Regions from separate parts of the Homo sapiens genome. Here region 1 is linked to region 2. Evidence: chromatin loops called from intact Hi-C (ENCODE). Cell type or tissue: CD4-positive, alpha-beta T cell. All regions are shown on one strand. Links, peaks and the distances in the headings refer to the core of each region. The heading gives the core; the rest is flanking DNA.

Region 1 (12,530 bases), core at 1,462-9,461, 80 kb before region 2:
TTTCATGAATATAAAATTTAACAAATCTGAAACTAAAAAATCAATTTACAGTTATAGTCATATCCAGTCACTTAAATAATATAGTTATATTCATGTTGTAAAATTATGAAAAAAATGCAAATGAATAAAAATAATTTATTCTTCCAATAGGAGAGGGAAGGAGGCAAATGCCATAGAAAAGAGGAATATGAGGGAATTTCAAGGTATTGACAGTACACTATTTTTTAAGTTGACCAGTGAGAACAAAGACATTTATTTGTAATTCTTCTTTAAAGTACACATATGTTGGGCCAGGCACAGTGCCTCACGCCTGTAATCCCAGCATTTTGGGAGACCAAGGTGGGCGGATAACCTGAGGTCAGGAGTTCGAGACCAGCCTGGCCAACATCGTGAAATCCCATCTCTATCAGAAAAAACAATTAGCCGAGCATGGTGGCACATGCCTGTCTACTCAGGAGGCTGAGGCAGGAGAATCGCTTGAACCTGGGAGGCGGAGGTTGCAGTGAGCCGAGATTGCACCATTGCACTCCAGCTTGGGTGACAGAGAGAGACTCCATCTCAAAAAAAATTAATTTAAAAAAAAAGTATACATGTTATATATGCTTTTGTGTATATATTAGAATTAACTTTAAAATATTAAAAGTATTATTTATTCAACAAAGAATTTGTTGAACATCTACTATGTTCCACTATTTTCTGTGCTTTATCAACAAAGAAATATCCCTGCCCTCACAGGGCTTGTATTTGAGCAGAGGAAGGAAGACAGAAAGCAAAATCTAGAATGAATAAACGAGGGGAAAAGAATATATACACACAAACTTTTTTATTTAAAAAATAAGAAGTAGAACAGAAAAAGGGATACCAGGAATATAGGATAGACTATAACATGAAACAGTCACTGAATTTATTTTAAGATGTTTAAATTTTTTATTACAAGTAAAATTTTATTACAAATAAAAACTCTAGGTTTTTACCAGTTTATAAGAACTAGGAAAAAAATCTAGGAGACAAAACCCACCAATAATATATTAAGAGAAAACCATTTTCTGCTTTCAGTAACCTTAAGAATGTCAAATAGACTCTCCATCAGAAGCCTTCAGAATGTTAACCAAAAAAAAGTACCTGACCTATCTAGATGCTTTAAAAATATCTGTTGAAAAAATCATTGTTTTCTCTTGAAAATCTGTCCTAATTATCCCATTTTTTGAGCTAGTATTTTCCATAAAATAAAAATTTTAAGAATAATTTATGAAAATAAAGAATGTCTGAACTCTCATTTACCCTTTCACTTATCATATTTATTCTTTACCTGGTGTCAATTTTCAAACACATCAATGTATCTGACACGCTGCAAAGGATAAAGGAATATGAAACATAAGAGAATAAAGAAAAATCTGAGGCCTGCAGGAATTCTATGCTGACTGAATTAAATAATACATTCCTACACACCTGAAGAGGTTTTTTTTCACTCAGTAACATTTCATTAACTACTTATCCATCATCTCCTCTGAAGTATGTGGCTTGTCTGTTATCCAATGAAGTAACATCACTTACATTTCAGCCTTTAAATCTTGCATATAAGACACATGCAATAGCATAAACTACCTAGAAACAAAATTTTCATTCTTATTAGTCTTATATTCTTTCATACTGAAAAGCAAAAACGTACCTAGGTTACTGAAAACAACTCCTTTTACCTGATTACCTCAATCATTATAGAGGAATGCCTGATAAAATTACACTACCTCAGTTTTAGAAGCCTGAGGAACTTTGGCTCACGCCTGTAATTCCAGCACTTTGGGAGGCTGAGGTGGGTAGATCACCTGAGGTCAGGAGTTCGAGACCAGCCTGGCCAACATGGTGAAACCCTATCTCTACTAAAACTACAAAAATTAGCTGGGCATGATGGTGCGTGCCTGTAGTCCCAGCTACTCAGGAGGGTGAGACAGGAGAAATGCTTGTGCCTGGGAGGCAGAGGCTGCAGTGAGCCGAGATCACACCACTGCACTCCAGTCTGGGCGACAGAGTGAGACTCCATCTCAAAAAAAAAAAAAAAAAAAAAAAAGCTTGAGGAACTTTGAAGCATTTGAAACCAGAAGACCTCCTTATCATGGGCTGCTTTCATTTATTTTATGGGACTTCAATAAACCCTCACAGGAAATTATCTCTACCAAGTTTTGTTTTTCTGAATAATTTCAATGTCACTAGTCAGTAATAGCAAAAATTTTACAGAGCAAAACAAAACTGTTTTGTCTTGACTGTGCCACTTCCTAGCTGTGTTACTTTGGGTCAATCACTTTAATTTCCTAAGTCTCAGTTTCTCTTTCTAAATGTGAATAATGCCCCCATCTTCTAATGAGGTAATATATAAACCTTATCCCCTAATAAGCACTAGCACTCTGCGAAAAAAGTTATCCTCTCTTGGACTCCTCCTTCCATTTGGTTTAGTGCCTGCTACCTGTAATCAACTAATCACTAAACAATTAAAAATTGATTTAAAAAACACATAGTGAACTAAACACTTAAAATCTACACATTATATGTAAAATATTAATACATTTAAAAGGCTTGTTAAAAAATAAACATAGTGGAGCCAAGCATGGTGGCTCACTTCTGTAATCCCAACATTCTGTAATCCCAACATTTTGAGAGGCCAGCACAGGAGGATCATTTGAGGCCAAGAGTTCAAGACAAACCTCAGAAACACAGCAAGTCCACAACTCTAAAAAATAAAAATAAAAAAATTAACCAGGCATGGTGGCATGCACCTGTAGTCCCAGCTACTTGGAAGACAGAGGTAGGAGATCTCTTGACCCCAAGAGTTTAGGACTACAGTGAGCTATGATCCTGCCACTGCATTCCAGCCTGGGAGACAGAGACCCTGTCTCAATAAATAAATAAATAAATAAATAAAGCATAATGACAACAGGTAATACAGTTCACATGTGTAGAATGTGCAGGTTTGTTACACAGGTATACATGTTCCTTGGTGGTTTGCTGCACCTATCAACCCGTCATTTAGGTTTTAAGCCCCGTATACATTAGCTATTTGTGTCCTGATGCTCTTCGTCCCCTCACCACCCCCACCCCACATGGCCTCGATGAGTGTTGTTCCCTTCCCTGTGTCCATGTGTTCTCCTTGTTCAGCTCCCACTTATGAGTGAGAACATGCAGTGTTCGGTTTTCTGTTCCTGTGTTAGTCTGCTGAGGATGATGGCTTCCAGCTTTATCCATGTCCCTGCAAAGGACATGATCTCACTCCTTTTTATGGATGCATAGTATTCCATGGTGTATATGCACCACATTTTCTTTATCCAGTCTATCATTGATGGGCATTTGAACTGGTTCCATGTCTTTGCTATTGTATCACTGCCTAATCACTTACTATCAAAAAGTCCAGGCTGGGTGTGGTGGCACACACCTGTAATCCCAGCACTTTGAGAGGCCAAGGCAGGAGGATTACCTAAGCCCACAAATTGAAGACCAGCCTGGGCAACATGACAAGACCAAGATCCCATCTCTATTGTTGGCGGGGGATGGGGGAGCAGTAGTAATGAACAGCCAATATTTTGTGGCAGGTAATATCATTGAAGTCTCAAAGCAAACCCATGAAGTACATACCATTTTATAGATCAACTGATTTACAAAGAGGATACTGCCTTCACGGTCACACATGTGGTCTGAATCATTCCGAAGTCACTGCTTATTAACATGCACACAACCTTCTAAACTAGAAGTACATGAAAATGGAGTTATCTAGGCAGCAATATTGTTGTCCAATATTTGATTTCTTGTTTTGTACTGCTCTTTAGTTAAAAAAAATAATAATTTAATAAATATGTAAAATGAAAGACAGTGAAATAACAATCTATAAAGGAAGGGGACACATAATCCATATTTCTTCTCTTATAAAACTAACAGTGCTCCTGAAGGTAGAAATACATCTTGTTCTTGTTCTTACAGTTCAACGTATAGTATGATCTCTAAACTCCGGCAAAATGGAATGCTAATCCAGTTATCCCCTGCTACATAACTTAGTGGCTTAAAACAATCTTTTATTGTGCTCATGAATCTGCAATTTGGGTAGAGTTTGACAGGAACAACTCATCTCTGCTCTACATATAAACACTACATAAGCACTCATTAGGGCACTGTGATGGGGAACTAGAAGATTAGGATCTGCTTTTAGGACAGCTCACTCACATGGCTGGCAAGCTGATCCCAGATGTCAGCTGGGAGCTCAGCTGGGGCTGAGAGTCAGGAGCTTCAGTTTCCCTCTTACACAGGCCACTCCTAGTTGCTTGGGCTCCTCACATAGTAGCCAGATTCCAAAAGTGACACTCCAGAGAGAAAGTTAGAAATCCATGGCATTTTTATAACCTAGCCCTAAACGTGACACGTCGTTTGAGCCATGCTCTACTGGTAAAGGCATTTACAAAAGTCTGCTCTGGTTAAGAGACTGAGACACAGGCTTCACCACTAGATGGGAGGAGTGTGAAGATGACATTGTAGGTAGAACATGTAAAATGAACGATACTGCTGTAGACACATTTGGCAAATACAATCTGTCATACCAATACATTGGTTGTATGCCAGAATATACCAAAGTTGACTTTTTGTTAATAGTATTTATTGGTTTTTATTAAGTAGAGTTTTCCTGTAAAAAACAAGGAGTAAAGAGATTAAAGACAATAACCTGGAGTTTCTCCTCCCCATGATGAAATGAATTCAATGGCCTACAAGTAATTATCCTCAGAGTCAAATGATAAAGAAAAACAGGAGGAAGAGCCAGGCGCAGTGGCTCACGCCTGCAGTCCCAGCACTTTGGGAGGCCAAGGTGGGTGAATCACCTGAGGTCAGGAGTTCGAGACCAGCCTGGCCAACATGGAGAAATCCCGTCTCTACTAAAAATACAAAAATTAGCCAGACATGGTGGCAGGCGCCTGTAATCCCAGCTACTCGGGAGGCTGAGGCAGGAGAATCACTTGAACCCAGGAGGCAGAGGTTGCAGTGAACTGAGATCGCACCACTGCACTCTAGCCTGGACAACAGAACAAGACTCCATCTCAAACAAACAAACAAATAAATAAGTATAAAAAATTAGCCTGGCATGGTGGCATACGCCTGTAGTTCCAGCTACTCAGGAGGCTAAGGCAGGAGGATCGCTTGACTGCTTGAACCCAGGAGGTAGAGGCTGCAGTGTGCCAAGATCATGCCACTGCACTCCAGCCTGAGTGACAGAGTAAGACTTCATCTCAAAAAAAGAAAAAGAAAAATAGGAGAGAGGACATTTAGGGACTTCCCAGAAAAAAAAGAGTGATAAAATAAGGAAACATGAGTAATCTGCCACTAAAAATTAAATACAGAGTTGGAAGAAACTTTTGACACCACTTAGTCTACTGCCATTATCCTAGCAACTACTAAAAAACTGAAATTTTTTTGTTTACATTTCAATGAAGGATAAGAAATTCTCATTTTTAATAAAATTCTAAATTGTGCAAATTTGTATTCATTCATTTCATTCTCTGTTGTTAACAGCAGTAAAAATCCTTAAAAGTGAAATAGTGTCAAATAGTTTCAGCGTGAACAAGGTAAAGAAAAAGCTAAGCCACCTGCATCCTGTTTCAGTTGAGGGTTTATGGGTGGAGAGAACAATAGATGACATACGAGATGCTGGAAAAAAGATGAATCAAACCTCTGGGGCATGTAGGAATTTAAAAAGAAAGACAAAGAAAAGTAGTGACTAGAAACCTGCCAAAGCTCTGGGGGTGTCACCAGCATGCTGTACTATCCTCTTTGAACACATCCTTATGCAAAGGCTCCACCCTTAAGCCAAAGTCCTTTTCCACTTTGGAAATGGCTAGAACTGGCTCCAGAGATAATTTAATCTAGTGGTTTCCAACATTTTCAAACATAAGAACCTTTTTTTAAGAGTAAAAATCCAGGCTGGACATGGTGGCTCAAGCCTGTAATCCCAGCACTTTGAGAGGCCAAGATGGGTAGATCACCTGAGGTCAGGAGTTTGAGACCAGCCTGGCCAACATGGTGAAACCCCATCTCTACTAAAAGAACACAAAAATTAGCCAGGCATGGTGGCACACCCCTGTAGTCCCAGCCACTTGGGAGGCTGAGGCATGAGAATTGCTTGAACCTGGGAGGTAGAGGTTGCAATGAGCCGGGAGATCATGCCACTGCACTCCAGCCTGGGCAACAGAGCAAGACTCAGTCTCAAAAAAATAAATAAATAAAAAATAAAGAGTAAAAATGCTATGAACATCTATATGACAACTGTGATTTTATCATCTAGTTATTGAAAAAATCAATGACAGAAGTATCACAATTTCACTGACACCTCTACGAAATGTTATTTGTATTTTGTCACAAGGGCATTTATATACAACAGCATGTACATGAGACAGGCAATTTGGATAAAATTCTTAGGAAACACTAAATACATGTATGTCATTGGTAAATATGTAAGTGAACTATATGTGAAAAGACTAAGACTAAGAAATTTTTAAGGACTTCATTTTCAGGAATGTGATTACACTAGGATTTCTCCTACTATGCTTTCGGTTGGACTGAGTAGTCTCTCAATACAGATTCTATAATTCTCTTATAAATTATTTAAAACATTTTCCTCTTCTTTTTAACTTATATCTTAATGATTTAAAACTGGTTGTGGGCCAGGCACGGTGGCTCATGCCTATGATCCCAGCACTTTGGGAGGTCGAGGCGGGTGGACCACGAGGTCAGGAGTTCAAGACCAGCCTGGCCAAGATGGTGAAACTCCATCTCTACTAAAAATACAAAAAGTATCCAGGTGTGGTGGCAGACTCCTGTAATCCTAGCTACTCAGGAGGCTGAGGCAGGAGAATCACTTGAACCCAGGAGGCAGAGGTTGCAGTGAACCAAGATTGCGCTACTGCACTCCAGCCTGGGCAACAGAGTGAGACTCCATCTCAAAAAAAAAAAAAAAAAAAAAAAAAAGCTGGTTGTGCACTGTGCAGTGGCTCACGCCAGTAATCCCAACACTTTGGGAGGCCGAGGCGGGTGGATTGCTTGAGCCCAGGAGTTCGAGACCAGCCTGGACAACATGGCAAAGCCCTGTCTCTACCAAAAATACAAAAAATTTTCTGGGCGTAGTGGTATGTGACAGTGGTCCCAGCTACTTCAGAGGCTAGGGTGGGAGGATTACTCCATCCCAGTAAGTCAAGGCTGCAGTGAGCCAAGATCGCACCACCGCATTGCAGCCCAGGTGACTGGAGTGAGACCCTGTCTCAAAAATAAATAAATTAGTAAAATTTTAAAAACCTGTTTTGGACATATAGATGCATATTCCTATTTTATACAAAAGTAAGAATCCTTTTACTTGATGACAATTTTATTATCACCAGCCAGGTGTTACCTCAATAGAAAAACAGCTTGCTTATCTATTGTTAGAAAGACAGGCTACGACAGGCTCAGTGGCTCACACTTGCAATCCTAGCACTCTGGGAGGCCAAGGTAGGCAGATTGCCTGTGCTCAGGAGTTCAAGACCAGCCTGAGAGACATGGTAAAACTCTGTCTCTAATAAAACTACAAAAAATCAGCCAGGTGTGGTGGCACGTGCCTGTAGTCCCAGCAACTCGGGAGGCTGAGGCAGGAGAATTGCCTGAACTGGGGAGATGGAGGTTGCAGTGGGCTGAGATTGCACCACTACACTCCAGACTGGCCAAGAGAGTGAGACTCCAACTCAAAAAAAAAAAGGCTTATGTCAACAATTCTAAATCTAAAATCTTTATTTTTGGCAGTTGTTCTCTGAAAATCTATACATGATGACTCTATAGTTTGGAAATTATCCTAAGAGTTTAAAAGTCCTAACTGGCAGGCCGGGTGTGGTGGCTCACGCCTGTAATCCCAGCACTTCGGGAGGCCGAGGCAGGTGGATCACGAGGTCAGGAGATCGAGAACATCCTAGCTAACACGTGAAACCCCGTCTCTACTAAAAATACAAAAAATTAGCCGGGCATGGTGGCGGGCACCTGGAATCTCAGCTACTTGGGAGGCTGAGGCAGGAGAATCGCTTGAACCCGAGAGGCAGAGGTTGCAGTGAGCCGAGATCACGCCACTGCACTCCAGCCTGGGCGAGAGTGAGACTCCGTCTCAAAGAAACAAAGAAACAAACAAACAAACAAAAGTCCTAACTGCCACTTTGCAGGATTTTAGGAAACCACGTGTGAGCACCTTCAACATGCACTCCCCGTCTAGAAAAGAATTTCCAGGACACTGTCAAACAGGCACACATGCCTTCCAGGCCAGGAGAATATATGGAGAGAGAACTTAGGAGAAAGAAACCCCAAATGCAAAATAAGAATACAAACAGTGGTGCCTAGCCTTAGAGTAAAATGTTTCCAAAACAGCTGCCAAGTTTATGAAAACCCAAGCACCTCTCCTTTTGCTTGGTTTGTCATGAAGATAGCCATTTCATGACAGACTGCGTCAATGCAGAGAATTAAGCCAGTAATGCAGAAGTTCTCAGAGATTAGGAGCACTCTGAAAAACCTGAAATGAGACAAAAGTAAGGCAATAAAAGACTAGGCTTATATATTAGTCAGGGCTCTCCAGAGAAACAGAATCAACAGGAGAGAGACAGAGGTAGAGGTAGAGAGACAGAGACAGAGGTATATATATTTAAAAAGATATTTATTAAAAGGAATTGGCTCATGCAATTATGGAGGCTGAAAAGTCCCAAGATTGTCAGTCAGTAAGCTAGAGACCCAAGAGAGCCTATGGTCTAGTTGCAGTCCAAGTCTAAAGGCCTGAGAACCAAGGGAATCAATGGCGCAAGTTCCAATACAACAGCTACCATGCTCAAGAGCCAAAGTTTTGGTTCAAGTCCAAAGGCAGGAAAACACTGATGTCCCAGCTCAAGGAGTCAGGCAGGAGAAGCTCCCTCTTGCTCAGTCTTTTTGTTCTAGCCAGGTCTTCAAATGATTGGATGAGGCTCACCCAGACTCGGAAGGGTATCCGTTTTACTCAATCACTTCAAATATTAATTTCATCCAGAAACATCCTCACAGACACACCTAAGATAATGTTTGACCAAATGTCTGGGCACTCAGTGGCCCAGTCAAGTTGACACATAAAATGAACCATCATAACTGACTTGGCTCTATTTTGCCCACTCTTCCCAAAAAGCCAAGAAAAGGGGTTGAAAAAGAGTTTAAAGCCTGGTGAGAGAGAGCAGGCAGAAGAAAACTGACTCTTCACTGGATAACTACCTTACGGCCCTTCCCTTAACAAGGCAAACAAGAGCAGAGGACTACCTCCCAATCTGTGTGGGAGGCTCACGCCTGTAATCCCAACACTTTGGGAGGCCAAGGTGGGCAGATCACCTGAGGTCAGGGGTTCCAGACCAGCCTGGTCAACATGGCAAAACACCGTCTGTATAAAAAATACAAAAATTAACCAGGCATGGTGGCGCACACCTGTAGTCCCAGCTACTCAGGAGGCTGAGGCAGGAGAATCGCTTAAATCCGGGAGGTGGAAGTTGCAGTGAGCTGAGATGGCGCCACTGCACTCCAGCCTGAGAGACAGAGCGAAACTCTGTCTTAAAAAAAATAAAATTAAATTTAAAAATGAAGGCCAGGCGCGGTGTCTCACGCCTGTAATCCCAGCACTTTGAGTGGCCGAGGTGGGAGGATCATGAGGTCAGGATCCAGACTAGGCTGGCCAACATGGTGAAACCCTGTCTCTACTAAAGATACAAAATTAGCCAGGTGTAGTGGCACATGCCTGTAATCCTAGCTACTCAGGTGGCTGAGAGAGGAGAATTGCTTGAACCCAAGAGGTGGAGGTTGCAGTGAGCCAAGATCGTGCCACTCCACTCCAGTCTGGGCAACAGAGTGATACTCCATCTCCAAAAAAAAAAGAAAGAAAAATAAAACTGAACTGCCCTTTAATCAAAAGATATCTGCTTCTTAAGGCCAAGGTGGGTGAATCACCTAAGGTCAGGAGTTTGAGATCAGCCTGGCCAACATGACAAAACCCTGTGTCTACAAAAAATACAAAAAAATCAGCCACGCATGGTGGCAGGCACTGTAATCCCAGCTACTCAAGGGGCTCAGGCAGGAGAATCACTTGAACCTGGGAGGCGGAGGTTGCAGTGAGCCAAGATCACGCCACTACACTCCAGCCTGGGCGACAGAGTAAAGACTTTGTCTCAAAAAAAAAAAAAAAAAAGATAGCTGCTTCCAAAACACACACACATATTCTCTCTCTCATGCATGCGTGCGTACACGTACACACACACACACACACACACACACACACACACACACACATTCTCTCTCTTTGTCCATCAGAAACCTATACAGGATAAGAGAAATCTTAGCTGGACATTGAGCCCCTTGGGTACAATGAAGCCAGTGCTGGAAGAAAGGAGACTCTCCAAGGAAAATCACAGATTCACATAACTCAGCCCTTGTGAAGCCAGGACAATGAGTCAAGCTGTTGGCTTGGACTATAGTCATCCTCAAGGCTCAACTAGAGTAGGAGGATCCCTGTTCAAGCTCACTTTTCTGAGCCAGTCATGTGGCTGCCAGCAGGCCTCAGAAGATCTACATCCAAGCTAGCTGTTGTGGTTGCTGGCAGGCCTCACTTCCTCACCACATGGCCCTCCCCATGGGCTGCCTGGGTGGCTGTCTTCACAACATGGCAAGTGCCTTCCCTCTATGCAGTGCTGCCTCATACCATGGAGTTAGCCTCCCCCAAAGTGAGTTGGGGGTGTGTGTGTGTGTGTGTGTGTGTGTGTGTGAGAGAGAGAGAGAACACACATGCAAGGCAGAAGTCAGAGAGAGAGAGACAGAACACACATGCAAGGCAGAAGCCAGTTTTTTTAAAACCCAATCTGAGCTAGCCAGCTAGCCTCCCGCAAAGTGAGGTGGGTGGGTGGGTGTGGGTGTGTGTGTGTGTGTGTGTGTGAGAGAGAGAGAGAGAACACACATGCAAGGCAGAAACCAGTCTTTTAAAAACCCAATCTGGGAAGAGACATCTCATCACTTCTCCTGTGTTCTATTCACTAGAAGTGCATCGCTAAGTCCAGCCCACACTCAAGGGAGGAGAATTCAGCTCCATCTTTTAAAGAAGGGAAAATCAAATCATTTTTGGATAGATCATTAAGTCCCACTACAGGGACTAGAATTACTGATGAAAATATAAGTAGCCAGATAAGTTATTAAGACATCAATGGATGTTTTATTATCATGGTACTTCCCAATCCCCAAGATGATAGTCCTATTTGCTTCTTTGCCTCAAGGGAGGTTTGTGCATGTTTTCTGAAAATATGAACTCCTTGAGGAGATTATACTGAGGGAAGAAGGGTAGAACAATGAGTGCCTTTGGCGGGAGCTGGGGGTTAGGTAGAAATAAGAAGAAAAATGGGAGCAATTTATCTGAGAAGAAGGAATTCCTTCAGAATCCACAAAAAGGGAACCTGCAACCCCACGTCCTAGCAGTGCCCAAGTCCTCAGAGAGAAATGGGCATGTGTTGTACCAAGCAAAGCTGAAGCCTGTACATCAGAATCCCCAGGCTTCAACGCCTCATATCCTCTTAGACAATGTGCTCAGTCACATCCAGCACAGGCTGAAAATCAACCTTCCACCCTTCTCCTGGTACCTCAAAAGCCTATTAGAGTCTCACATAACTCTAAGGAGGGGTGGATCTCTATTATTAATCACTGAGATTGTATTTCTAACCAGTTTGGTAGAATTGAGGGGGAGAAGGTCCCAGGGCAGAATTTTTTTTTTTTTTTTTGAGACGGGTTCTCATTATGTTGCCCAGGCTAGTCTGAGCTCAAACTACGCTCTCACCTCAGAATCCCAAAGTGCTGGGGTTACAGGTACGAGCCACCACACCTGCCCCCAAGGGCAGAATTTGATTTCATTTAAAGGAATTAAAATATTGTTAATACTTTTTGCTTACCTGATTTCATGAGGTAAGATTCATATGTGCTATACAGTCAATTAATGTACTAACCTATGGATATCTTTTGCAAATAAGTAATATTGGTGGTTTCAAAGAAAGTTCCAAACAAGCTGCTCCATTTAAGATTTTTCCGGCCGAACGAGGTGGCACACGCCTGTAATCCCAGCACTTTGGGAGGCAGAGGTGGGTGGATCAACTGAGGTCAGGAGTTTGAGACCAGCCTGGCCAACATGGCAAAACTCTGTCTCTATTAAAAATACAAAAATTAGCCAGATATGGTGGTGCGTTCCTGTAGTCCCAGCTACTCGGGAGGCTGAGACAGGGGAATTGCTTGAACCCAGGAGGTGGAAGTCTCAGTGAGCTGAGATCACACCACTGCACTCCAGCCTGGCCAACAGAGTGAGACTGCATCTCAAAAAAAAAAAAAATTCTAGGCCAGGTGCAGTGAGTGGCTCACAGCTATAATTCCAGAACTTTGGGAGGCTGGGGCAGAAGGATTGCTTGAGGCCAGAAATTTGCAACCAGCCTGGGTAACAAAGTGAGACACCCATCAATACAAAC
Region 2 (12,530 bases), core at 3,036-11,035:
AGAAAAAAATTCAAATGGAAGAAGATGCTGTTCTTGTTTAGATATTTTTCTTTTTTTTTTTTTTTAGAAACTGATGTTTATGGCCAGGCACGGTGGCCATAAACACACACACCTGTAATCCCAACACTTTGGGAGGCCAAGGCGGGCGGATGACGAGGTCAGGAGATCGAGACCAACCTGGCCAATGTGACGAAACACCGTCTATACTAAAAATACAAAAATTAGCCTGCCTGTAATCCCAGCTACTCAGGAGGCTGAGGCAGGAGAATTGCTTGAAACAGGGAGTCAGAGGTTTCAGTGAGCCGAGATTGCGCCACTGCCCTCCAGCCTGGCGAAAGAGCGAGACTGTCTCAAACAAAAAAAAAAAAAAAGAAACTGATGCCTATTTTCCATCAACCTTATTTCCAAGTTGCTTAAGAGTCCCTGCAAGAACAATTTAAAACCATTCAGTGGTCTGAACAGTGGGAGCTGCAGACCAGTCTTCCGTGGCAGGCTGAGTGCTCCAGTCTTCAGTAGGGAACTGCTGAATAGGCACAGAGGATACCTGCACCCTTCAGACCAGTCTGCAACCTCAGGCTGAGTAACAGTGAACTCAGGAGCTGGAGCAGTCCATTCACCCTGAAATTCCTCCTTTGTCACAGCCTTTTCAGTAGCAGCTTGCTCTTCTTTTTCAATCTCTTCAGGATCTCTGTAGAAGTAGAGATTAGGCAGGCCGGGCGCAGTATCTCACGCCTGTAATCCCAGCACTTTGGGAGGCCAAGGCGGGCAGATCATGAGGTCAGGAGATTGAGACCATCCTGGCTAACACGGTGAAACCCCGTCTCTACTAAAAATACAAAAAAATTAGCCGGGCATGGTGGCAGGCGCCTGTAGTCCCAGCTACCTGGGAGGCTGAGGCAGGAGAATGGTGTGGACCCAGGAGGCAGAGGTTGCAGTGAGCCGAGATTGCGCCACTGCACTCCAGCCTGGGCGACAGAGCGAGACTGCGTCTCAAATAAAAAAAAAAAAAGAAGTAGAGATCAGGCATGAGCTCCCACAGGTGTTCACAGGAAATGGTGCCACCTTTGTGCAGAACTTCCTGAGCCAGCATCCACCACATCAAACCCACTGAGTGAGCTCCCTTGTTGTTGCATGGGATGGCAATGTCCACATACTGCAGAGGAGAATCTGTATTACACAGAGCAATGGTAGGTAGGTTAACATAAGATGCCTCTGTTTGAGGCTGGTGGTCAGCCCTGGGGTCAGTAACCACAAAAAGCTGTGGCTCCCGGAAGGAGCCTGGATCTGGTTAGTGAAGGTTCCAGGAGTGAAGTGGCCAGCAACTGGAGTGGCTCTGGTGGCAGCAGCAAACTTCAGCACAACCCTCTGGCCAGTATTCCTAGGGGATATAACACTGGCATCAGCAGGGTTTTCAATGGCAACAATGGCATGAGCTGCCAGCAGAAGCTTCTCCCAGGTCCTCTTCAGATTTATGATGTAGATGCCATCACTTTTCCTTTTATAGATGTACTGTTCCATCTAGAAGTCAAGATTGGTGCCACTAAGTGGGTTCCTACTGCAAGGAACTTAAGGACATCCTCCTCCTTCATTTGCAGGACAGCAAGGGCTCTGGACATTGTGAAAGTTTCCCTTTAAGTTATGATGGGAATCCATAACAACCCCATATGGACCCCTCTGTGGGTAGCATAGAAAACTGGCTGTTTTTCTTTCTTTCTTTCTTTCTTTTTTTTTTTTTTTTTTTTGAGACAGGCTGTCGCCTTTTTTTTTTTTTCTGTCACCTAGGCTGGAGTGCAGTGGCACAATCTCGGCTCACTGCAACCTCTGCCTCCTAGGCTCAAGCAGTCCTCCCACCTCAGCCTTCCAAGTAGCTGGGATTACAGGCATGCATCTCCACACCTGGGTAATTTTTGTATTTTTAGTAGAGACGGGGTTTCACCATGTTGGTCAGTCTGGTCTCAAACTCCTGACCTCAGTTGATTGGCCCACCTCGGCCTCCCAAAGTGTTGGGATTACAGGCATGAGCCACTGCGCCCAGCCACAATTCACTCTTAATCTCTGAACCTCAGTAATTGGGAATAAATCCTATTCAAGATACCTTCTCAGAAGTGGGAAGGAAGACAAATAGGGAGATGGATGTGAATGTTCTTCATAAACTGTAAAGTGCTTAAAAGGAAGGTCTCACCGGCATTCATTACTTCCCTTGCTGATGCATCAGTAAAGAGGTCAGTGGTGTGCTGTTCCAGTGAAAATAGGTGGCAGTCCTCACATGACCACACTATCTGACAGGAGGAAGCTCCCTCCTGCAGACCCACCTCATTGAGTGAACATCATTCTTCACATCCACAGCAGAGAGAAAAGAAGAAAGCGTGCGTCAGAGTGTTGGGCAAGCTTTTAGGAGAGGTGTTAGACACTTCCAGTGGTTTGGTATGGAGATGGGGTAACAGAGCTTGATGACTGGAATGCATTCTTAGTCTTCCTTGCAAGAAATAAGAGATCTGGGTTCCTGGGTTCCTGGTTCTGCCATTTTATGTGGGGTAGTTATTTTAACTTCTCTGGGCCTTGATTTCCATTTTTAAAAATACATCTCTTGCCAGGCACAGTGGCTCACACCTGTAATCCCAGCACTTTTGGAGGCAGAGGTGGGTGAATCATTTGAGGTCAGGAATTCAAGACCAACCTGGCCAACATGGTGAAACCCTGTCTCTACGAAAAATACAAAAATTAGCCAGGCATGGTGGTGCGCACCTGTAGTCCCAGGTACTCAGGAGGCTGAGGCAAGAGAATTGCTTGAACCTGGGAGGCGGAGGTTGCAGTAACCTGAGATCATGACACTGCACTCCAGGCTGGGCGACAGAACAAGATTCCATCTCAAAATAAGTAAATAAATAAAAATAGAAATAGAAAATACATCTCAGGCAGCCTGGCGCAGTGGCTCACGCCTGTAATCCCAGAACTTTGGGAGACCGAGGTGGGTGGATCACGAGGTCAGGAGTTCAAGACCAGCCTGGCCAAGATGGTGAAACCCCGTCTCTACTAAAAATGCAAAAAAAAAATTAGCTGGGTGTGGTGGCGGGTACCTGTAATCCCAGCTACTTGGGAGGATGATGCAGAGAATTGCTTGAACCCGGGAGGCGGATGTTGCAGTGAGCCGAGATCATGCCACTGCACTCCCCCAGCTTGGGCGACAGAGCAAGACTGTCTCAAAAAAAAAAAAAGAAAATAGATCTCAGGCATTCCACATTCTCAAATGTGATTTCTAGTCTAAAAGCATAGGTTCAGCAGGCACGGTGGCTCATGCCTGTAATGCCAGCACTTTGGGTGGCCAAGGCAGGTGGATCATCTGAGGCTAGGAGTTCAAGACCAGCCTGGCCAACATGGTGAAATGCCGTCTCTACTAAAAGTACAAAAATTAACCATACGTGGTGGCCACGCCTATAATCCCAGCTACTTGGGAGGCTGAGGCAGGACAATTGCTTGAACCCAGGAGGCGGAGGTTGCAGTGAACTGAGGGCGCCACTGCATTCCATCCTGGGCGACAAATCGAGACTCCGTCTGTAAATAAATAAATAAATAGGTCCCGCAGTGAAAACTGGCTGCTATTTTGCCCACAAACCTCTTCCAATTTTTCTTGTTGATGTGCCACTCCAGCATGGCACCTTGAAACAGAGCTAGCCAGAAAACACCGGGGACATCAGAGCATTCTGCAGCTGTGAGCAGAAATGTACGTGGAGATGCACATGGACATATGGCAGAGCTAACCTGGACTTGGTTTTCTTTCCTGAAGGAGAGCAGAATGACTGAATATCCCTAAACTTCTCTTTGGCAGACAGTCAATGGGGATTTTTCCACTAAAGTGGGAACTCACAAAGACTCCATATGTTTGAAAGAGCCGCAGACCTTGAATTCCATTTTGTCAATAAATTTTGGTTATGGTTTCAAGTAGCTAAAATATTCCTTTCACCAACCTGGCCTTTCACCTGTATTAGCACATCCTCTGAACAGTTCTGTCTGCACAGCAGGTAATACTATCATCATTCTATAGATGAGGAACTAGGGTTCAGAGTGGGTAACTTGCCAAATGTCAGAGTTAGATGGTTAGTGCTGGACCCTGGATTTTTTTTTTTTGACAGAGTCTTGCTCTGTTGCCCCGGCTGGAGTGCAGTGGCACGATCTCGGCTCACTGCAACCTCCACCTCCTGGGTTCAAGTGATTCTTCTGCCTCAGCCTCCTGAGTAGCTGGGATTACAGGCAAACGCCTGGCTGATTTTTTTTTAGACAGAGTCTTGCTCTGTTGCCCAAGCTGGAGTGCAGTGGCATGATCTTGGCTCACCACAACCTCTGCCTCCCGATTCAAGCAATTCTCCTGCCTCAGCCTCCCGAGTAGCTGGGACTATAGGTGCGCATCACCGTGCCTGGCTAATTTTTGTATTTTTAGTAGAGATGGGGTTTCACTATGTTGGCCAGGCTGGTCTTGAACTCCTGACCTCGTGATCTGCCCTCCTTGGCCTCCCATAGTGCTGGGATTACAGGCATGAGCCACCACACCCAGCCTGGAGCTTGGATTTTAACCCAAGTATGTTTGATCTCTTCCCACTAAGCTACCATAGCTCTATACTCCAGGAGCTCCTGTTTCTAACCTGAGCTGTTTTCTCTATTTTCTAGGACACAGCGACAGTTTCAGAGACTGGAGTTCTTTGAAACAGACATAAGAGAGCAAGCCACCTCTCTATTTTCAGGAAAGACACAGAGAACCTATGGTTATGAACTAAAACAAAGATAATGTAGATTCTGAATATGTCTAGAGACATTGTTCATTTATAGTCAGGAATAGCTTTACCCTTGACAGAGAACTCTGTGCCAGCTGCTGGGTGCTGAGCACTTTTATTTACATTATGTCATGTATTCCCCACCACAACTACTACATACATCTCTCTTTTTTTTTTTTTTTTCTTGAGACGGAGTCTGGCTCTGTCACCCAGGCTGGAGTGCAGTGGCACTATCTCGGCTCACTGCAACCTCCGCCTCCCAGATTCAAGCAATTTTCCTGCCTCAGCCTCCTGAGTAGCAGGGATTACAGGCGCCCACCACCACGCCTAGCTAATTTTTGTGTTTTTAGTTGGGGGGGGGGGCGGGGGCGTTCACCATGTAGGCCAGGCTGGTCTCGAACTCCTGACCTCGTGATCCGCCCGCCTCGGCCTCCCAAAGTGCTGGACTTATAGGCGTGAGCCACCGCGCCCAGCCTATGATAGAAATCTTATTAGCTCCATGGTTACAAACAGACAACCCTGAGGCCTGGAGGAAAGTAACTTCAGAACAGATACTCTCCTGGCTGAACTTTATATTTATTGCACTCTTGGCAGTCGTCCCTAGTTGTCTTTTTCTTTGATCTCTCTCTAGTTAAGACTTGCTCCTGGAGGCAAAGCGTGGTGGTGTCTGGCTCAGCATAGCACCTGCCATAATTACAAATGGCAATTATGGAATGAATCAGCTGTTTAAAGCACCAAATCTTGAGCTGGCCCGAAGACTGCGCAGGAGGATTGCATGCTCAACTCTCCCCTTTAGAAACTGTTAACAATCGTTGTGGCCGGGCGCGGTGGCTCACGCCTGTAATCCCAGCACTTTGGGAGGCCGAGGCGGGTGGATCATGAGGTCAGGAGATCGAGACCATCCTGGCTAACAAGGTGAAACCCCGTCTCTACTAAAAATACAAAAAAAATTAGCCGGGCGCGGTGGCGGGCGCCTGTAGTCCCAGCTACTCGGGAGGCTGAGGCAGGAGAATGGCGTGAACCCGGGAAGCGGAGCTTGCAGTGAGCCGAGATTGCGCCACTGCAGTCCGCAGTCCCGCCTGGGCGACAGAGCGAGACTCCGTCTCAAAAAAAAAAAAAAAAAACAATCGTTGTAACTGGAAATGTAACTGTTATACCCTCCCCCCCTTTTATTTATTTATTTTTTTGAGAGGGAGTTTTTGCGCTGTTGCCCAAGCTGGAGTGTGGTGGCGCCCAGCCCTGTTAGCCCCTTACAGAGTAGATCAGCTGCCGCAGGCATCTGAGTTCCCCAAACGGACGCCCGAACCCGGCATTGCGCAAATCGTTTCCAAGTAGCCCCGGCTTATTTATCCCGTCCGGGAGGGAGGGACCCAGGGAAGGCCCACCCCACTTGGTTCCCGAGAAATGCAGAGCCTGGCGTCCACTCCCGGTCTGGGGGACCCCTCCACCGCCAGCCCAGGAAGTCAGCGCCGGGCCCTCGGGGCGGAGCAGGGAAGAGGGAGCGGTTGGCCCGGACGCTCTTCCGGGTCCTGGGAGGAGGGCCCGGACCTAAGCCCCGCCCCTCCGGGGTGGAGTCACGGCTCGCGACTGGCCTAAGTCGCCGCAGGTATTGCAGTCCGGGGCTGGAGGGTAGGGGCGAGGGTCCCCGGATACCGGGTCTATCACGGTCTCGGGCAGGGAGTCTGAATCTTTTAGGGGAGTGGGCCCAAGCCGGGTGCAAAGAACGGGGAAGGGCCTTCCCTGGCTCCGTCCCGGCCACTTTGACCGAATCAGCCTGTTCTTTCCCGACCCCGTCTCCTATCCCCTAGAACTGCCACGTGGGGATGAGATTTGCTGGGCTGGTAGCGGCGGCTGCTGCGGGAGGTCCCGCCCACGTGAAGCCAGCCTAACTGAGCTCTGGACTTTGGGGACAGCTGTCAGTGGCCTAGGCCGCAGGTGAGATTTATCCATTCATCTCTCAATCTATTTTCTTTCTTCATTCACTAGCCACTCCCCCACTTCTACTCCATGCCAGGTCCATTGGTAGGTTCTCGGAATGGATCTGACAGGCCCAGCCCTCTAGGAACTTAGTCTAGTGGAATTTAATCTAGAATCTAGTCTAGAAGCCTTAAATAGATAAACATTCCAAATGATTCCTGCAATGGTGATGGCTAATACCTTCAGAGCCCAGTGGGTGGAAGAAGGAAGTAACTTGGATGTGGGTGGAAGAGAAAAGGGCAAATCAGGGAAGGTTTCACCAGGGAAGGGACTTTTGAACTGGGCTTTGAAGGTTAACTAGGAGTTTGCAAATTTCCCAGAAGGGAAGCGACATTCCAAATAGGGGAAGCAGAACAGGCTGCAAAATTATGAAAAGGCCTGCCATATTACAAGAACAGCAAAAAAACCAATAATGCAAGAGATTGTGGAGGTGAGTTCACGGGAAAAAAGCTCAACAGCAGAAGGCCTTACTTTCTATGCTATGTTGAGGCCAAGATTTATCCCAGAGCTCAGTATTTCTCAGCTTCTTTAAATATTTTGTCCTTTGAGCGGAGAGCAGTGGCTCACACCTGTAATCCCAGCTTTTTAGGAGGCTGAGGTGGAAGAATTGCCTGAGGCTAGGAGTTCGAGACCAGCCTGGACAACAAAGCGAAACCTCCATTTCTATTTTTTTTTCTTTTTTTGAGGAGGAGTCTTGCTCTGTCGCCAGGCTGGAGTGCAAGTGGCGCAATTTCGGCTCACTGCAACCTCCGCCTCTTGGGTTCAAGCAATTCTCACGCCTCAGCCTCCTGAGTAGCTGGGACTACAGGCGTGGGCCACAACGCCCAGCTAATTTTTTTTGTATTTTTAGTAAAGACAGGGTTTCACCATGTTGGCCAGGATGGTATCGATCTGACCTCATGATCCGCCTGCCTCGGCCTCCCAAAGTGCTGGGATTACAGGCGTGAGCCACTGCTCCCAGCCCCGTTTCTATTTTTAATTAAAAAATAAATAAATGGCCGGGCTCAGTGGCTCACGCCTGTAATCCCAGCACTTTGGGAGGCCGAGGCGAGCCAAGTTCAAGACCAGCCTGGCGAACATAGTGAAACCCCATCCCTACGAAAAATACAAAAAAAATTAGCCAGGTGTGGTGGCACTTGCCTGTAGTCCCAGCTTACTCTGGAGGCTGAGGCAGGAGAATAGCTTGAACCCGGGAGGCAGAGGTTGCAGTGAGCTGAGATCCTGCCACTGCACTCCAGCCTGGGTGACAGAGTGAGACTCCATCTCAGAAAAAATAAAAATAAAAAATAAAGCCAGGCACGGTGGCTCATGCCTGTAATCCCAGCACTTTGGGAGGCTGAGGCGGGCAAATCACCTGAGGTCAGGAGTTAGTGACCAGCCTGGCCAGTGTGGTAAAACCCCGTCTCTACTAGAAAAGCTAGAAAAATGAGCTGGGCGTGGGTGGGCACCTGTAATCTCAGCTACTCAGGAGGCTGAGAAAGGAGAATCATTTAAACCTGGGAGGGGAAGGTTGCAGTGAGTGGAGATTGCACCACTGCACTCCAACCTGTGCAACAGAGTGAGACTCTATCTAAAAATAATAATAAAGATAAATACATAGGCCAGGCACGGTGGCTCACACCTGTAATCCCAGCACTTTGGGAGGCTGAGGCGGGTGGATCAGCTGAGGTCAGGAGTTCGAGACCAGCCTGACCAACATGGTGAAACTCCATCTCTACTAAAAATAGAAAAATTAGCTGGGCGTAGTGGCACATGCCTGTAATCCAAGCTACTCGGGAGGCTGAGGGAGGAGAATCGTTTGAACCTGGGAGGCAGAGGTTGCCATGAGCTGAGATCTTGCCATTGCACTCCAGCCTGGGCAACGAGAGCTAAACTCCATCTCAAATAAATAAATAAATAAATAAATAATAAAAATAAAGATGAAAAGTTGGTGATTCTTATTCAAATCAATCAGGCCTAGAAATTAGTACATTCAACAGGAAAGGTTTAAAAAGGAGGTTGAATTGATTAAGATGATAATCATAAGTGTCTAAAAAGTGCCTTTCTTTCTTATGCATAGGACACCATGAAGCAACTGCCAGTCTTGGAACCTGGAGACAAGCCCAGGAAAGCAACATGGTCTGTAAGGAAGGATCCAGACACAGAAAAGCATGAGTTTTTGTTTCATTTATAAGTAGTTTATTTACATATTTGATCATCAACAAAAAGGGGTAGAGATGAAACTGTCTGCAGTTTCTGGTAATTAGACTCAAACTGTCTGAGAAAGTCTTCAGAGGAAAGATAGGGGGGCAGTAATTATCACAGAGCAGATGTTAATTTTATTAAAATCCATTTACCAGAAAGAGTAAGGCACTGACCATCTGGCATCCTCAGCTCCAATGCTGTGTCTTCCCCCGAGCTCTGACTCATTTTTAAGATTTTTAGGAAATTAGATTTGGATTAAACTGGCTTCACTGTTTCTTGGCTGTTTGTTCAAACAACCCTTTATTCAACAACTAACATTGGCCTGATGGGGGCAGCTGCTCTGTGGGTGCTGGAGGTAGAATTGTAAATAGTCTCTGTGTACTGGGGACTACAGACTAAGCAGGTGATGGTGATAAAATGTGATCTGCTCTGAGTCAGGGCCCACAGAAGGTTGTAGAGAGGTGGCAGTTCTTCAACAGGACCTTGAAGGAGAGACTCCAGACTGGCTTCCATGCATCTGTCTTGCTCTGTACCCAGAATACAGCCAATCATGGCATTTCCTAGTTTAAAACCCTTTTGTGCCTCCCTGTTGGTGTTGGGATAAAAATCAGACTCCTGGGCTGGGCACGGTGGCTCATGCCTGTAATCCCAGCACTTTGGGAGGCCAAGGCGGGTGGATCTCCTGAGGTCAGGAGTTTGAGACCAGCCTGACCAATATGGTGAAACCCCATCTCTACTAAAAATACAAAAATTAGCTGGCATGGTGTTGTGCAACTGTAGTCCCAGCTACTAGGGAGGCTAAGACAGGAGAATTGCTTGAATCTGGGAGGCAGAGGTTGCAGTGAGCTGAGATCATGCCACTGTACTCCAGCATGGGCCACAGAGCAAGAATCCGTTTCAAAAAAAAAAAAAAAAAAAAAGGCCGGGCACGGTGGCTCATGCCTGTAATCCCAGCACTTTGGGAGGCCGAGGTGGGCGGATCACGAGGTCAGGAGATCGAGACCACTCTGGCTAACATGGTGAAACCCTGTCTCTACTAAAAATACAAAAAATTAGCCGGGCGTGGTGGCGGGCATCTGTAGTCCCAGCTACTCTGGAGGCTGAGGCACTCCAGCCTGGGCGACAGAGCGAGACTCCATCTCAAAAAAAAAGAAAAATCAGACTCCTGACCGGGCGCAATAGCTCATGCCTATAATCCTAGCACTTTGGGAGGCTGAGGTGGGTGGATCACTTGAAGCCAGGAGTTTGAGACCAGTCTGGCCAACATGGCAAAACCCCGTCTCTACTAAAAATACAAAAATTAACCGGGAGTGGTGGTGCATGCCTGTAATCCTGGCCACTCGGGAGGCTGAGGCAGGACAATTCTTGAACCTGGGAGGTGGAGGTTGCAGCAAGCCGAGATGGTGCCACTGCACTCCAGCCTGGGCGCAACAGAGGGAGACTCCGTCTCAAACAAACAAACAAACAAATTAGACTTCTTAAACTGGCCCAATGGTCCCTGCAAAATGTTTCTGCCTGTATTTCCAACCTCAAATCCCATGACTTGTTCCTTTGTTCTCTTTCTCTTCTTTATTGTGCCCTTTGCACTGTTCCACTCAGGAGCTGTTCATGCTGGTCTCTTTGCCTGGACTGCTCTTTCTGCCTGGAGTGCTCTTTCCCTCCACTTTTTGTCCCTCTCTTTTCCCAGCTTATTTTATTTTATTTTTGAGACAAGTTCTTCCTCTGTGGCTGGCCACCCAGGCTGGAATGCGGTGGTACAATTGTGGCTCATTATAGCCTCGACCTCCTGGCCTCAAGTAACCTTCCCATCTCCATCTCCCAAGTAACTGGGACTGTTGGTGTGTACTACCATGCCCAGCTAATTTTTTTTTTTAGAGACCCAGTCTCGCTATGTTGCCCAGGCTGGTCTCAAACTCCTGGGCTCAGGCGATCCTCCCACTCTAGCCTCCCAAAGTGCTGAGATTACAGGTGTGAGCCACCACACCTGGCCTACCCAGCTAATTTCTACTCATACTTCAGATCTCTCTCCAAATGGTGCTTCTTCAGGAAGCCTTCTCTGACCACCCTATCTCCCTGGCTCCTTACAGGGTGAGACCCTCCTAAGACATGCATGTCCTCATACTATATATTCTGTACTCCTTTCTACCACAATTGAAGTGAAACAGATAGTTGTGAAACTGTTGAATGTTTCTTTTCCCAACTAGTCTGTAAGGGCTATCAAGGCAGGGACTTTTTTTTGTTATATCCACCATCTCTGGATGGCTGTGTGCTTTTGGTAAATTACTTAACCTTTCTTAGCTTCAGTTCCTCCGTTGTAGAACTCAGATGATGGTAACAGCTGTTATCCTCAAAGCGTTTTTTTAGTTTTTGTTTGTCTTTGAAACGGAGTCTCACTCTGTTGGCAGGTTGGAGTGCAGTGGCACAATCTCGGCTCACTGCAACTTCCGCCTCCCGGGTTCAAGCGATCCTGCCTCAGCCTCCCAAGTAGCTGGGACTATAGGTGCATGCCACCACACCCAGGTAATTTTTGTATTTTTAGTAGAGACGGGGTTTCATCATGTTGCCCAGGATGGTCTCAATCTCTTGACCTCATGATCTGCCTGCCTCGGCCTCCCAATGTGCTGGGATTACAGGCGTGAGCCACTGCGCCCGGCCCTCAAAGGGGTTTTATGTAGATTAAGTGACATCAGAATAGAGCTCTGAATGGGAAACAAATTTGGCAACCACTGATGAATATATAGATGAGTGATAATTGAAGTTATCACTACAGATAACATTAATCAGGTAAGCAAATGTAAAGTGAGGAAAAGAGAATTGAGAATGACGGAGAGTCAGGAGGTGGCTGGTAGGAAAGGAGTCGGAGAAGGAAGCAGAAAGGACAACCAGAAAAGTGAGTGCAGAACCAAAGGAAGGGATGTGGGAAAGCCTGGCTGGGAGAAAGGCACAAGAAGCGAGGAGAGGTCAGGAGTCTCAAACACCAGAGAGGTCAAATAAGACAGGGCCTGAAAAACAGCTACAGAATTTTCTTTTCCAATCAGGAAGCTTCAAGTGTGTTTTCTCAGTCAGCATTCAGAATCACTGTGGAGAGTGGAATGGGCTGGGCGTGGTGGGCGCGTCCCTAGCACTTAGGGAGACCAGGGCAGAAGGATTGCTTGAGGCTGGGAGTTCAAGGCTGGCCAACATAGTGAAACCCCATCTCTACTAAAAATACAAAAATTAGCCAGGCATGGTGGTGCGCGCCTGTAGTCCCAGCTACTCGGGAGGCTGAGGCAGGAGAATCACTTGAAGCCTGGAAGTGGAGGTTATGGTGAGCCAAGATTGCACCACTGCACTCCAGCCTGGGCAACAGAGCGAGACTCCGTCTCAAAAAAAAAAAAGAGAGAGAGAGATAGTGGAATGACCGAATTCTGTATGTGATTTTTCAGAGTGCTAGCTTTGGCTTCCATCAGATTGAGCTTTGGGGGTAATCTGGAAAAGCTCTGAAATCAGTAAATTCTGGATAATTTTTTTGATGGAGAGGAATCACTGGCTAGTGGCAAGAGCCCCAGGGCTGTTGATTACCATGTGGTGGCACATAAAGCTCTCGCCACCATTTATTGAGTC

What was found. Hi-C counts contacts between places; a loop is a spot of excess contacts. Peaks named below come from ENCODE experiments on the same cell type or tissue, not always from the same donor. Only the 100,000 strongest peaks of a DNase experiment are listed, where the experiment ranks them.
Region 1: it touches region 2 in a loop (4-fold over the local background); 3 of 110 quality-filtered maps call a loop at or near these places.

The regions. Positions count from the first base shown.
Region 1 is chr9:125,115,625-125,128,154 of GRCh38, forward strand. The region is part of intron 2 of SCAI (suppressor of cancer cell invasion); the gene reads right to left. Among named protein-coding and RNA genes, the nearest start is that of SCAI, 22 kb to the right of the region's middle. In CD4-positive, alpha-beta T cell, for the core only: a CTCF peak has its summit at 4,539; a DNase peak (open chromatin) is centred at 4,477.
Region 2 is chr9:125,194,206-125,206,735 of GRCh38, forward strand. It overlaps RABEPK (Rab9 effector protein with kelch motifs), which reads left to right and starts at 6,337. Exons shown (of 8, transcript NM_005833.4): 1 at 6,337-6,701; 2 at 8,803-8,861. The coding sequence starts at 8,809. LOC105376271 (a long non-coding RNA gene) reads right to left here and starts at 6,191. Exons shown (of 2, transcript NR_135145.1): 1 at 6,021-6,191; 2 at 5,328-5,450. It also overlaps the pseudogene RPSAP76. RefSeq lists a silencer at 6,215-6,264. In CD4-positive, alpha-beta T cell, for the core only: no CTCF peak of the experiment used is centred there; DNase peaks (open chromatin) are centred at 5,416 and 6,296; H3K4me3 peaks cover 1,813 bases; H3K27ac peaks cover 1,491 bases.